Regions from separate parts of the Homo sapiens genome. Here region 2 is linked to region 1. The links are chromatin contacts, found by Hi-C or POLR2A ChIA-PET in ENCODE. All regions are on one chromosome and are shown on one strand. The core of a region is the stretch at or near the end of the contact, and the rest is flanking DNA. Distances in the headings are between cores, read along the strand shown. Region 1 has its middle 350 kb from the start of BCKDHB. Region 2 overlaps LOC112267962 (a long non-coding RNA gene).

Region 1 (7,716 bases), core at 3,080-5,579:
GGGCGCTTGTGCTTCAGAGGAAGGGGATAGGAATTTGCATTTAAGGGCAAGAGTTTTGGTATATAGGTGCTCTTACACAAAGGACAATAGATAAACTAGAAATCTCAGAGGCACTCCCGTAATTTGGGTTAATCGGAAGCCAATATGGCAGATTAGCACCCAAGGTGAAATTTTTTTGGCCTTCACACTTCACCCTTCTAATCCAGCTGTTACAATCTCATGCACCTTCCTCTTCCATGATGGTCCCTGAGCTTTTAGGAACGGTGTTTAATATGTTGTAGCTTTAGCAGCAACACACTGGCAATGAAAAACAACAGGCCCAGTGGGATTCCAAACGGGGTAGATTCACAGGGTAATCATCTCTAGTCTTCAGAATACAATGACTTCCATTTTCTCAGAAAAAGTAAAACAATGAGATACATAACATTAATAATTTAAATAGTAGAAATATAATGCACACAAATATTACAGTCAAAAGAGAATTTGTATGCCACAACAATAATAAAAATAATCTATTCCATAAGAAGTCAACTAAAGACGTCATGAGGAAAAATAAAACCTGGTTATTTTTTAGAGACTTCTTGTAGCCAGGAAATAATTCAGGATTAGCCCAAATTGTAGGCAAATAACAAAATTCAAAACAATGCTCAGGGCTAGAAACTAAAGTTTTCTTTCCCCGGTTTCCTCATTTCTACCAAGAATAAATCATAGTAGGACCAATTTATTTGCAAAATAAATTTTGGTCTCATTATATTTGGCCTGGTTATTTGCATAAAGCATATAAAAAGTGGTGATCAGCGTATAGGCTCTTTTTAAATTGGTTTTACTGGAACTTTTATAAGGAATTTCTAATTCAACTTTTTAAAAGCTTTGAGGCCAGAAGCCAAGCCAAGCATTCACCATTAGACTGTGCTTGTAATATCTATACAAATTTTGCTCTTCTTGAGGTCCCAAAATATCTTGAGGTTTCTGGGCCCACTAGAAAGTGGCATTCTTGGCTAGGCAAAGAGGCTGTAACCCCAGTACTTTGGGAGGCCTAGGCGGGTGGACCACTTGAGGCCGAGAGTTCGAAACCAGCCTGGCCAACATGGCAAAACCCATTTCTACTAAAAAATACAAAAATTAGTCGGGCATGGTGGCAGGTGCCTGTAATCCCAGCTACTGAGGCATGAGAATCACTTCAACCTGGGAAGCGGAGGTTGCAATGAGCGGAGATCACACCACTATACTCCAGCCTGGGTGACAGAGTGAGACTCTGTCTCAAAAGAAAAAAAAAAAAAAGAAAGTGACATTATTTATCACAGTATCACAGGTCAGAAACCTTGTAAGGAAACCATTTAGACAAGGTCCTGGGCCAGTCTTTTCAAGGGGCTTTTTTATTGGCTCTATACAGTCAATCTCAACCCCTCAATCTGGTCATATCTGAAAATATGCCATTCCAGTCAAAGCCTTGGTAAAATAACCAATATCTGTGATGTCAAATAATCCCCAAATCTCAGTGAATTGAAACAAACATCTATTCCTTTCTTATATTACAGTCTTTAGCTATGAATTGGCTATGACTGCTGGCTCCTTTTCAGTTCTGCTCCATGTGTCTTCTTCTGAACCCCAGGTTGCTGGAGTGGTCACAATATGGTACAGTCTGGTGGCAGAGGGGAGAGAGCAAGAGAGAGGTGGAATATGATGATGTCACTTAGATCTTGTATACATGGTTTACATCACATCTGCCCATGTTCCATTGGCTATAGTGTGTCGTAGGACCAAGCCCGATTTCAGTGGGGTAGAGATGTATATTCCAATAGGAGGCCCTGCAAATCACATGGCAAAGGCAGGGAATCAATGTTTTCTTACAGGGAAGGGAAGAACAAATACTTGAGAAAAATTATGCAAGCTATCACGATTGCCATTATCTGGTAACCTTCATAACAGAAATGGAGACATGAGTATAGCATTATGCAAACATAATATCTAAACAGTCAATGTAGATGCAGGGGATATAAGAATAAAAAATGATCACTATCAAGTCCCACAGAGCTTAAAGGAGAAAAAAAATCACTAATGTAAAAATGCATAATATACCAGAAAGGATTATGAAATGTTTATTTTATTATTATTTTAAAGAGTCTGTGTGTGTGACAGTTTAACTTTTGTACTCACAGAAGCATTCTTTAGTTCTTCATTCAAAATTTAATTGCTCTTAATTTACTCACAATTCTAAGAGGCAGATTAGAAGCAGAATGTTGTAGGTTGTGGTGGGCATGGAGCACACTGGAGGCAAACAGTAACAAAATGAAGGAGGAAGAGTCAACAGCAAAAGAAGTCTTAAGAATAACTAAATCAAGGATAAATAAAATCTCAGGAAACAGAGCTATCTGGGAGGATTTAGGAGCAAATGACTTTGTACAACCTAATACTTCTTAGCATGCAACAAACTATCTTTTCTTCTACAGTTAGTGCCGTCTTCTTGTCTGCCACGAATTACATTCCTTCCCACAAGAGAAACATGCATAGATAAAAATCACGTGCATTTAGTTGCTGTTTTCAGAAAATCACTATTATAATGCATATGAATATATATCAGTATGGACAGGCCAAGTTATCCTGTAGGAACAAATAACTCCCAAAATTTTGGTGGATGAAAATAATAAAGGTTTATTTCTTTTTCATGCTTCATTTCCAACGTGGTTAAGCGGGAACTGGGGGCTCTGCTCATTATAGTTGCCCACGGCCTCCAGTCAATGAAATTTCCGGCCAATGAAATGCTCTACTGTGACTGAAGCAGCAAAGAGAAGATGGTAAGTTATCCACAGGCACTTAAAGCCCCTGCCTAGAAGTGCTACATGTCACTTCTCACATTTCATAGTCAAAGCAAATCACAAAGCCACTTCAAGGGGCAGGGAAAAACACAGGACCTTTCAAGGAGAGGGAAATGCAATTTCCCTTCTGCCCAAGGGGAAAAATTAGAGATATTTAGGGCATGGCATTAATGACCAGACATATAGGACCACAATGTGAAAAACAGTTCATACACATACCACAGTGTGGTCCTATGTGTCTGGGCCTCCTGAAAATATAGAACAATTTTGTTGGATAGCCTGCCTAACTCTGAGCAAGGAGATATTATGTCCCCTGTATCTATTTTGACTGTTTATGATATTATATTTGCATAAAGCCCTGAGGAAATGAGACACTGTGTTGGTGAGGTTTGATGGGGCATGATAGATAAAAAGGAGTAGTGTCGGGTGTGCGATGGGGGAATCCTGTGAACACCCTCAGCTCTGGGGAGGTTGCAAGTTCCCAAAGTGCTGAGGATTATAGTGCATTATTTTCCTGATCTCTTCCTGTTCTTCCTGCTTTATTTAGAGAGTTAGGTATTCGGCAAGTTTCTTGTATTTCCTTCTCCCCTCCATTTTCATTCTCTTCTTCTAATACTGCCTAGAATAAGTGGTTCTTCACTCTGCTTCACACTGCTGCCTTGTTTTTCCACAAGCAGAACCCTGAGAAAGGCTCTGCTTATATTTCTTCTTCTTTTAATGTTGAGCCCTGTGACATGAGCATTTGGGCTCACATGCTATGGTATGGATTCTTAAAGGAATATGCTCATACACTCTACCTGACCCAATTTCACTTTAACTTTTTGAAGGGTGGCTTTGAAATCAGAATTGGATGCAGAGGGAGTCCCAGAGGCCAACACTGTGAACATAAGAAGGGAAAGACCAGTTCTGCAAGCACAGATGTAATTTTGAGAAGCAGAGCTACAGGTAATTAGCACATGGTCCCTAGAAAAATAGGCACAATGAGTCGACTAGAAATACACACTGTCTCTTGAGAGCAAAACTTCACAATCAGCACTGGTTCTTCCACAAAGGGTGTTTCTGGGTCATTGTTCTTTCCAACCACAATTAGTCACACTTGTTTTTTACTTGGTGGCTTGACAGATTGGCCACACACTACTGAGGTATGTGAACTTGCTGAGCTGGAAAGTGCTGCTGCTCATATGCATGACCCACTACACTCTTGAGGATCTACACTTTCTGAGTAATGAAGCTGTGGGATTCTCAGGCATGAAATATTGTGGAGGTAATGAGCTGAGTCTTGATACATCTCTTAAATAGTCAGAGCTGCAGACCTCATGGCCTCTGATCTTCCATAGAGACCTGGATAGAGCTGAGTATTGTTTGCAAGGCATTGGATGCTATAACTATCTTTCCAGATGGGTCCCAAGGAGATGAAGGCCCAGAAGATCTGAAAAATATGTGTATGAATTTGTAGGCAAGACCACACAGAATCAGGAGCCCCTCCCTACACTGTCAGACTAGGTCCTCCAAAGTTGACTTTTACGTTCTGCAGTCTAGCCCTGGCTTGTCCTTTCTTGTTTATGCCCAACTTGTCCTTCTTAATGACTCTCCATTGTGGTTTGAACTTTCCCGCCCATACATTTGCCTATCAATTTCAACACACTATTCTGATTCTAATTATTCTTTAGAATTGAGCTTTGACCTCATGTTGTCTATGAATCCTGTCTAATCACTTCTGCTGGAAAATGTCTTGCCTCATATTTCCTATTTTACACAGAGACCATTCCGGCCTCCTCTCCCATTTATTTCCTGCATATAGAAGCATCCTGCGTTTAACATTGTGAATGTATCTCATGCTCCCATGAGTAATATCCTTAAAGACCAAGACATATGTGTGGGAAGTGAGAGAGGAAGTGTAGAGATGTAAAGATATTTTACATTCTTTTGTGTATTTAAGTTGTCAGCCTAGGTTACCACACCTACTGAAACATAAATAAAATCTCACATCTTCTGGGAAATTCAGGGCCTCCCTCCAAGATTTCTACAAATTCTGGAAGGTTTACAGTCTCCTTTTCATAGTTACCCTCATTACCATTTCCTGTTGGTCCTGAATCTCACACATGTCGCATCTCCTCAAGACTTTACCTTATCTCAGCTTTGAACCTACCTGACTTGAAAACTACTACTGTTCTTGGATTTTCCTGATAATATGGCTCATGTAAGGCATTCATAGTAGCAGACTATGCTGAAGTCTTGTAGGGCTTAGACTCCTTTATACCATGCAGTAAAAATAGCATACTAGATATTTCTTTTCTTCACTGTTATTTCAGTACCCGTCAACGGAGAAATTTCTCACTAGCTAACTCCACAAGACATGCACCTATGCAATGGGATATCCCCTACAGGACCGGATCCCTTCCCTCTCTGCATGTTTTCAATCCCACATAAATCTCCCCTTCTGCAATTCTTAAAATCCTTAATGTTTTAACAAACATTTAGCTATCTCTTATCACATTTCCAACCACATTTTAGGTGTCTTGTCTTTCACACCCCAAACAAAGTAGCAGGTCAAGAAGGCAAGCTAAAAAGAAGACCATTGACGTTGGAGAGCAGGCATGCTGAGTACTACCTCAGGGGCAGCTGGGACTCAGTAACCGTTCTTTTAAATAACAAACCTTCGCTGGGCGCGGTGGCTCATGCCTGTAATCCCAGCACTTTGGGAGGCTGAGGTGGGTGGATCAGGAGTTTGAGACCAGCCTAGCCAATATGGTGAAACCCCATCTCTACTAAAAATACAAAAATTAGTCTGGGGTGGTGATGGGCGCCTGTAGTCCCAGCTACTCGGGAGGCTGAGGTGGAAGAATCTCTTGAACCCTGGAGGCGGAGGTTGCAGTGAGCCGAGATTGCACCACTGCACTCCAGCCAGAGGAACAAGAGCGAAACTCCATCTCAAAAAAAGAAAGAAAGAAAAAAAACTACCGCCAACAAAAACCCTAAAACAACAACACATAGTGCTTTTCACAAAGTAGATATCGGATGTCCATACGTTGAATAAAAGAACAATTGCAACAACAAAATCCAAGGTACTTCCCTGCTCAGGTAAGAGGCTGTGGCTCTGACAAAGCTTTGGGGGTGTCTCTCACCTGCCCCATCATTCACACTTCCTTTCCTAGCTCCCAGATTTCTGTCTATTGTTGTTAGCTGGTTGCCACTTAATCCCCGGTAAAAGTTTATCTTACAAAGGTGTAAAGCATGTGTAGCACTCCTTTCCGCTTCTCCATCACTTACCAGAAAACAAAAAAGCCTTCAAGATTCAAAGTAAAGCAGCTAAGCATTTAAGTATGAAGATAATATTTAGCCTGAAGGTCCTGCCAGTTGTCCCTTAAATGCCACTTGCTAAGTGGCTCAATGTACTGTAAGACAGCATCACTTTGGGTACTTGTTGAAAGTGCAGAATCTTACTGGATCACAATCTATGAGGATTCTTACTGCATTCTTAATAAGCTCCTTGAGGGATTCTTATGCTCAAAAGCCTGAAAGCTATAGTGTAAATGCATTCTCATACATGTGTTTCAGAGAAAAAAAGGATTCTTCCCTTCTTAGGACTAGTACATCTTCCGTCTTGATCCTTCTGCCTTCTCATGGAGGAAAATATGAGTTCATTATGCTGTATTGACAGCCAAACACATTTCTGTTTTGTTTTCATGTTGGCCACAATAAACTGTTTTTTTAAATAATAAATCAATTAGACTTCTTCATCATAAACAGATTTCTGAACACAACCACTTATATTGTGAACTTATGTGACACACTCCTTTTTCCGATAAGTAGCTAGAGAGTAAACAAGAAGCATACAGATAAATTTGGTGGCATTTTAAATTACATAAGAAAATGAAATAGGAAGTAACCTCAGCTGGAATGTGACTTGCAACTAGAACTACTGAACATGGCATACCTGGTGTGAGCTTGGCACACGTGAGTAGGACTTTCAATGGTCAGCCACCTCTGCTGCCTTTCAGACTTATGCTTTCTTTAGAGGCAAGTCCCTGGACCCTTGAAGTATGGGAATTTAATGCTGACACCAGCAGAAAAATGCCACCCTTCTAGTCCCCTGCAGCTATTGCTTGACTTTCTTGGATTGCAGCAGAACTCACCTCCTCTGCAAATCCTGACCCTGCTGAGTGTGTGAGCTCTGGCAGTGTGTCCAGGCTAAATTGGCACACACTCCCTCCTGTCTGTTTGGGTGAGTCACTGAGTGTTCAGAGCACATTTTCCCTTCATTGGCTGCCAGCTATAGCTATTGGCTCACTCATTCTCTTTGGAACAGCTCAGCACTCTTGTGCTAATGCAATTGCTTGAACTGATGTACAATTGTGTAGAGTCCTGCAGGAAAGCATAAAACTGCTGAAGGCTGAGACCTGTCTCATCTACCGGGAAGTCAGACAAAGATGCTTACCTTGGTTTACTTGTTGCTAACATACTCATCCTATTTGTGGCCCTCTTATGGCTTCCTAGTGTATAGAAACCTCACAAATTGCAAAGACTCAAAAGTGCCAGTGGCCAGGAAATCAAAGACAAATGTTTCCCCTTTCGTCTGCGTCTTAAGATGAGAAACAAAGGGTTTGTATATCTGGAAATATGGGCAATTTTTCTCCTTTTTCTGCTATTCTCAGCACTTGTGTATTTTGGAGTGCATTAGCTGAAGCTTGTATATAGACATAGATTTCACGTAAGTTAACTGTCTTCCTATATAAGCTACTACCTTCATTAAAAGCAGGGAACTATTCTCTTTTGTGTCTATCACAGAACCCAGTTATAGGTTGAGTTCAATGAAGCCTTAGAAAGGCTTGTTGAAAAACTGAATGGGGCAAACTCTTGTAGAAAAGCCAGGAGTGTTGAAGGAAGGACTATTTTGCCA
Region 2 (7,716 bases), core at 2,678-5,177, 87 kb after region 1:
CTGTACTCTGACGCCTGAGTATTGCTATTACTCAATTTTTCTCTAGCCTCAAGTCATGACAGTGGAGAAGGCAGAAAGCTTAGGCTCTGCTTTTTCTTCAAGTTGAGTAAATTTTCTGTATTACAATCAACTCCATCAAACTAGGAATGTGTTCTCTTCCTACTCACTTCAGTTCAATCTTCTGATTTGTGCGTGATGCCCTGAAGCGTATGCTTCCAGCAAGGAGAGTTTGTTTAGGTTATTCATTTTCCTTGTTTTACTTACACATTCTTCCAGCAGCCTTTTGTGTATACACCTTAGTTCCCAGTCAGAACAGGAAAAGATAATGATTCCTATGGGGTTTACCCCCATTACAGTTAATTGGGGTAGAGGTGACATCACCTTCTGTTTAATTTGTCAGCTTTTGGTGCTCACAGGTTTTTTGTTTGTTTGTTCCTATTTATCTACTCTTTTGTTTTCATGTCTGCAACTTACTGCTGGTGTTTTTTAGAACCCTCTCTTTTCCCCTCCCTTGCTAGTAGAGCGTAGAATGACACTCACTGAAATTTTTTCTCTTCCTCTATTGAGTACCTTTGGTAGGGGTGCTTGCATAGCTGTTTTCCTGACTCTTTCTCCAACAGCCTACTTCTTCAGCTTCTCCTCATTTTTAGGAATACCATTAAGACTTTTGAGGTGTTGATTAATCATCTACTTTTCCTATCATTTCTTCTGAAAGATGCAGATTAGTTTAAAAACTTCCTGAACCAAAAAAGCAATTTTTATTCATTTGTTTGGCACTTCTTTTCAAAATTTGTGTTTTGTGTTTCTTGTTCCTTTCATCAAGTGTTGGGGTAGGAACATTCTCTTCTCAGGCTTATCTCTACTGTCTCACCTTGGAAGTCTAAACTATCTTTCCATTTGTTTTTCGTTTTATCTTTTTTTTATGAGACAGGCAGATATGTGTTTATTTGTTTAAAATTTTTTTCTACTGTGGATATATACTGCTTTGGTTAAATTGTTTAAAAATTTAAAACAATCTATCTTGAAATAGTTTTTATATCATTTATTTAGACTTGTGTAACCACTTTAATATTTTATATCATTTAGATTTATATAAGTATGTTTATAACACATTATATTATAATTTCTATTTGAACTATTTATAACAATTTTGCCACCAGAGTTATGCTAGTTTTATATAAAGATGTGGGAAGTTGAAATAATTTTATGTATTCTGAAAATATTTAAACAGCATGATACTTATTTATTAAATTTTATATTGAATTTACTGGTCTCAGTGGTTATATCAGAGGTACATTTTGATAACTGTTTCATTATTTTTCATGGTTCTTAGCATATTTTTGCTCCTTGAAATAATTTTGATAATGTCTTAGATAATCTTATATTTAACCTAGATTTTTCCATTTTTCCACTGTAGTAATCTTATTTCCATCACAGTAATTACATATTTCCTTTATAGTAATTTTCTTTTTTATTATTTGATTTCCATAAGTGCATATCAGAATACTTTTCCCCATATTTTTAGCTGGGTAAATGTTGTATTTGATTATATCTTTATAGCCTTTAGAAAACTACATTTTCACCATAGTTTTTTAGCTTTTTGTATTTTAGAGGGGAAATTTGAGGCAAGTATCATTTTTGTGCTTGTGTGTATTACGTATATACATTTTGTATCTAGACTTTTATACTTGCTTTTTTTTAAATAAAAATAGGTATGATATATCATTATTTCTCTTCTTGATGGCCCTTTTTTAAAATTCAGGAAACTTTTCTTTTGTAATATCTTTGATTATTGTTTTTGTCCAATTTATTTACTTTTTCTCTGAGTAACAATTATTTGAATGTTGGTTCCATAGTCTCTGTCTGCCATATCAATTCTCTTTCCTCCATCATTTTCCTCTTTTTTCCTCATATTCTACATATTAAGAGTGCTTCTTAAATGTGTTATTATATTATTATTATATCATTATTTTCAATTTCCAACATATATTTTACTATTTGCCACTATCAATGTGCCTGACAGTTTTCTACTATTTTTAAAGTTTTGTGAACCCTACTGTTTTAAAGTTTTTTGAAACTCTCATATTATGTTTATTTTAAATCTCATTCTAAAGTTTTTACAGCTTAACTTTTGCACTTTTTATAGCTTTCTGCTCCTGTGTCAGAGACTACCTTTTTTGTATCTTTTGGGTGATGTCAGAAAAACAATAGTATCACAACAAGAACAAAAACAACAACAGTAGCAACAACAATAAAACTAACACAAAAAACCCCCACAACAACAAAAAACCCAGCAAAGAAAGAAAAACAATTTGGTTAATTTTTCAGATATTTTTCTGTGCATTATAGTAAGTAGTTGTCAGAGGTGAACTTTTCTTTCCTGTCTTCAGACTCTGTATTAATAAGGGTTCTCTAGAGTGTCAGAACTAATAGGGTAGATGTATATATGAAGGGGAGTTTATTAAGGAGAATTGACCTACACAGTCAGGAAGTGAAGTCCCATAATAGGCTGTCTGCAAGTTGAGGAGCAAGGAAGCCAGTCCAAATCCTTAAAACCTCAAAAGCAGGGAAGCCAATGGTGCAGCCTTCAGTATATGGCCAAAGGCCAGAGAGCCCCGGAAAACCACTGGTGTAAGTTCAAGAGTCCAAAAGCTGAAGAATTTGGAGGCTGATGTTCAAGGGCAGGAGGCGTCCAGCACGGGAGAAAGATGAAGTCTGGAAGACTTAGCAAGTCAGCTTCTACCACCTTCTTCTGCCTGTTTTATTCTAGCCACTCTGGCAGCTGATTAGATGGTGCCCACCCAGATTGAGGGTGGGCATGCCTCTCCCAGTCCACTGACACAAATGTTAATCTCCTTTGGACATACCCTCGCTGACACACCCAGGAACAATACTTCGCATCCTTCAATCCAATCAAGTTGACACTCAATATTAAGCATCACAGACTCAAAGGTCTATTTCTTTCTTATCTCATGCATTGCTTTATAAGACTATAAGGCTGTTGGACCTGGTACACATCTTAATCTCTAGACTGTAGAAAGCCTTCACCTAACTAGGGTAATTATCTTCTGTAGATTCTATCTTCTCTTATCCTCACAACCTGAATCTTTTTGGAAAAGCTCTATTTTGTAAGATACATACTGCCATCAAGGATCTTTTTCCCTTTGCCTTGGTTTTGCTTGGAGTGGTGTGATGGTCATTATGATCACACATAGTTGAGCTCCCAGCAATCAGTCTACATTTGCTCAAACACCATCCCCAGAAAAGAAGAGCGTAATAACACATCATTGTTTTCTGGGGATGGTGTCTGAGCAAATGTAGATTGATTGATGGGACCTCAACTATGTCTGATATAAGAAACAGCACAGTGGTGGTAGAGGATTGGATGCCCAGATATCATGTCCATGTAGCTGGCCAGAGAAAGGAAGAATGGCAGAAGGCCATGAAAGAAACACTCCCAGTTGAGTCAGTTCCGAGGGACCTACTTAAAGTCTGACAAACATTTTCACTATATGTCATGAACAGAAATTAGCCCTCTCCCTACACCCAAGTGTAAGAGTGTCTGGGTATGTAGCCTTTTGTTTTGGGTGGCAATATACCCAGGGAAAAATAAGGGTACTGAGAAGGATGGGAGAGAACAGGTCTTTCTGTAGGCAACTGGCTATCTTTGTCATAACCTAGGTCTTAGTGAGTTGGGGCTGACAGCAGAAGGGATTAAAAAGTACTTTATGTTATTAACCATAAACTACAGGAAGGACCAGCATGATCTCAGTCATCATTTTATCTCAGGCTTACTTATTATATTCCTTATATTATGTTCAAATTTCTTCCTCCTCCTCCAGCAATGTTAGGGTGACTGCTATGTTGAAAAGAGACCACAAACTGTTAAAGTCTCAAATTGCATGCCTCACCTTTCCACACCCTCCCTTTTGCAGGCCAAGTTGTTCATTCTCTTCTTTTGGGGCAATACCTAGCAGATTACTCATATGAGGATTAGTCAGCCCTTGTTCCCTGATGCCACATCCTCCCCCAACCAACTACCATGTATCAAAGAGTCCTGGGACTCCCACTTTTGTCTTTTCTGTTACTAGCACACTTAATTTCCCACTCACCATCTTCCTTCTTGCCTCCCACTCTGTTCCTACTAATAGTGTTAATACTATCAACAGCAATGACTAGCATTTTTATTGTTCTTCTTACAAAGTTCCTTCTCATATTTTTATTTTTATCTCATGTGCACCTCACAGCCATCCTGCTATATTTTTTCAATTTTCACTAAGGCATGTATTTTAGAAGGTTGGCAATTAAACAAATCCGTGTGAGTAACGGGTAGAAATGTAAGTCCAACCCAGGTCTCCTAACCTCACATCTCATGCTCTTTCTATCACACTATGCTGCAAGTCACACCTCTTGTATATTGTCTCCCAACAGCAGCAGTACAAATGATAAAAAGTCCTGGATTAGTGGGTACATGAGAAGGAAGGTTACAAAGTGCACTAAATGGAAATGGAGGCCATGAGGCCCAAATAGTTGGAGATGATCCTTGCTACAAAGTAGGAATGAGCAGTGACTATTCGTGCTTAAGGACACATGGACTTCAAAATACTCTTTCCTCTTACCAAAATGTTCCTGGAACTGGACAATATTAATAGGACAAACACTGGAGAAGTTCACAAATAATGAACAGCTGCAATAGCAAATCTCTCTTCCACCAGAGTGTTTTATCAGAGCTCGTGTGCTCCTGGCTTAATGCTTAATGCTTCACCAAGGGAAGCAATTCACGGGTGGAAGCAACCATGCAGATCAGAGAAGATTAGTTTTCTTTCTTTCCAGTGGTTTGGGACCTCATAGAATAGCCTCAGATAAAAGAGGAAGCTGCAGGCAGAAAGCCATGAACTCCTGAGCCTGACTGTAGAAGACAGGCGAATAGGTGGTAGAAATACAGTGATAATTTTTCCCAAGGGAGTTAGACAGCTTTTTAGTGAATGAAAGAAGCACAGCACAAATTAGTTCAGATCAAGTTTTCAGCTTCTAAGCTTGGGTTCCTCAGGCTATTTCTTGACTTTCTTTGAAACCACTGAAATCTGTAATAATACCCTAAGCTTCTGTTTTATTTTAGCCACCACATAGGCTATACTCAGATGTAAACATATTTGTCTAATTTAGCCTCAGTCCAGTACATTCAACATTTTATCAGGAAGTTACAATTTTACTGCTGTGTCCAGGGAGTGGTATGGAGGGTAGAGCAAGTGTATTAGTCAATTCACACACTGTAGTAAAGAACTACCTGAGGCTGAGTAATTTATAAAGAAAAGAGGTTTAATTGGCTCACGTTTCCACAGGCTATACAGGAAGCATGGCTGGGAGGCCTCAGGAAACTTACAATCATGGTGGAAGGCAAAGGAGAGGCTGGCACGTGCTACATGGCTGAAACAGGTGGAAGAGAAAGAATAAAGGGGAAGGTGCCACACACTTTTGAACAACCAGATCTCTTGAGAACTCTATTATGAGAACAGCAAGGGGCAAGTCCTCCCCCACGATTCAATCACCTCCCACTAGGTCCCTGACCCGATACTAGGGATTACAATTCGACATGAGATTTGGGTGGGGACACAGAGTCAAACCATATCAGCAAGGAAGAGGGCTGGGCCCTTATGGATATATATATAGACTTGTGAGAGCTTTATATTTGGTCAGTGTGCCATTTACTCTTCTATACAATGTGGCATTTAATCATCAGTGTGATTTGCACAGACTAAAGATAGTAGGGCTGGATAATATTTTAAGACAATAATGTACTTGTTTCTGTTATGTATTCAGTTATTTATTCATTCAGCCATTCAGCAGATATTTACTGAGTGCATCTATAGTGTGCCAAGCACTGTTTTACCTGCTAAGGATACAACAGTGAAGAAGACTAGCAAAACAATTCTTGTCTTCATGAAAACAGAGCATGCACTATACTCAATTCCTGATGAATAGCCAAGAGGAAAGCATAAAACATCTTTGTTTTCCATTAACCTCAACTATGCTCACAAATGCGAAGCCTGCTGTACCATTGACCCAAATAAGTGTGTTGTTTGGCCTCCACAGTTAAAAAATTTTTAATATTAATGCTTTTTGAGGTTCTTTCCCTTCCCAGTGTACAGCACTCTCTATCAGTCTTTATTCTATTACAACTGTCTTGCTTCTCCTATTTATTCTGTTCCTATGTCTCCTGTAAGTGTCAGACTCTTAGGATTTGGGCCTAAATCCTAAAAATTGGAGAACTATGAAATAAGTAAAAGTGAGAAAAACATTTTTAAGTCCCAGAGAATTACATGTACAAGCCGGGGAGTTTGGGCGACCCCAGTCACAAACTGAAATGGGATTCCCCTCCAGCCTGTAGGGGGAGAGGAGCAAATAGTCTGTGAGCGCTCGAGCAGTGGCAACTCTGCTTCCTGGGATGGAGAACCCAGAAGAATCTAGCAGGGAGTTGCTCTGCAGTGCGTTTAGTCAGACTGAGCCATAGATGCTTCATAAGAAAGTCTCATAGTAACAGTGTGAGGAAGCAGCTGATAGGGACAGAGCCCACGGACATACCGAGGATGACTCATATGGGTTGAGGATTGACACTTGATGAACACAGAACATTGAACTCCACACTGTGTCTGGGACTAGTCTAAGATTTCTGAGCCATATCCCAACCCTGGGGGAGAGCGGAGACTTCTCAAATAACTGAGGTTGCATTTTCCCAGCTGGGATAGCGCTTGGATTCAGCAATAAAGTTAAGTACTGAATAATCGGGAGAATGGTGCTTCCTGTACACTACAGTCAGTGGAATGAAATTCACACCTGTTTTGCTAGCTTGTAGGGGAAGCTTCTACCACTTTCCATTAGGGTAGAGGATGGGAGGACTGGAAAATGATCATATTTTGAGATGCAGGATGGTTTTTCCTTGTAATCTATATGTCTCAGTTGTCATCTTTTAAAGGGCTTGGTATGTGACCTATCTTTCCCTTTTAAATTTTTCTGGCACTTTTTTCTTATCCTGTAGGCTCCTTCGTTCTCATATCTCTTGGTTCAATCTGACTGCATGGAGTATTTTCAAGACCATACTCTCCATAGATTAGCTATGGAGGCAGCCCTTTGTTTCTACAGCCTCACAGGCTCAGCACCTTTCCACAGATCTCTCTCCTGGCTCCTGTCCTCCTTCTCCCTCATGCTTCCAAGCTTCTCCACTCTGCTCCCTCTTTAAACCAGAGAAGTCCAAAGTGCAGTCCCCAGGCCAGCAGCTCAGTAATCCTGGAGTCTTGTTAGACATGCAATTTCCAGAACCAGCTCCAGACCTACTGAATCAGAAATCTGCAGCTGGAACCCAGCCTGCCAGGGGACTTGGAGGCTTGCTTATATTTGAGAATTTCTGTTCTGAAAGGAAACACTAAGAATGTAGCATCCTGTGACAGGCAGCAAGAAAGCCTCCCCCAGAAGTGAACAAAAGTGTCTTGTGAGGAGTGTTGCTGTCCTTTATAAAAAACAAATACACTGATGTCCATTATTAAGTTTTCAAGCTCTCTTTTATAAATTCCAACCAATTCTCTCCACATCTAAATCAAATTTAAATGTTTTGACATTGTGGGTAACTTTTCAAGAAAATCCTAAAATCTAGAGATTTCACTTTACTTTTAGTCCTCTTTGCAGTGTTGTTTCAATTGATTTTCCATTATGTCATGTGTA

What was found. Hi-C counts contacts between places; a loop is a spot of excess contacts on that map. ChIA-PET counts read pairs that join two places held with the same protein, here RNA polymerase II (POLR2A). Pooled maps may share reads with other maps.
Region 2: a loop to region 1 is called in a map of PC-9, with 6 times the contacts of the local background. The contact joins two enhancer-like sites. A Hi-C loop is called at or near these places in 4 of 168 maps with a recorded cell type or tissue (Calu3, MCF 10A, PC-9 and 1 more) and 1 of 50 pooled maps. POLR2A ChIA-PET finds 5 or more read pairs at or near these places in 1 of 52 experiments (MCF 10A).

Annotation. Positions count from the first base shown.
Region 1 is chr6:80,450,467-80,458,182 of GRCh38, forward strand. It overlaps a transcript of BCKDHB not described here. Among named protein-coding and RNA genes, the nearest start is that of BCKDHB, 350 kb to the left of the region's middle. Within about 2 kb of position 4,330, at least 4 of the 41 ENCODE cell types and tissues checked have a DNase peak (open chromatin) inside an H3K27ac peak, as active enhancers do.
Region 2 is chr6:80,537,409-80,545,124 of GRCh38, forward strand. The region is part of intron 1 of LOC112267962 (a long non-coding RNA gene); the gene reads left to right. The region is part of intron 1 of LOC105377869 (a long non-coding RNA gene); the gene reads right to left. Among named protein-coding and RNA genes, the nearest start is that of BCKDHB, 430 kb to the left of the region's middle. Within about 2 kb of position 3,928, at least 2 of the 41 ENCODE cell types and tissues checked have a DNase peak (open chromatin) inside an H3K27ac peak, as active enhancers do.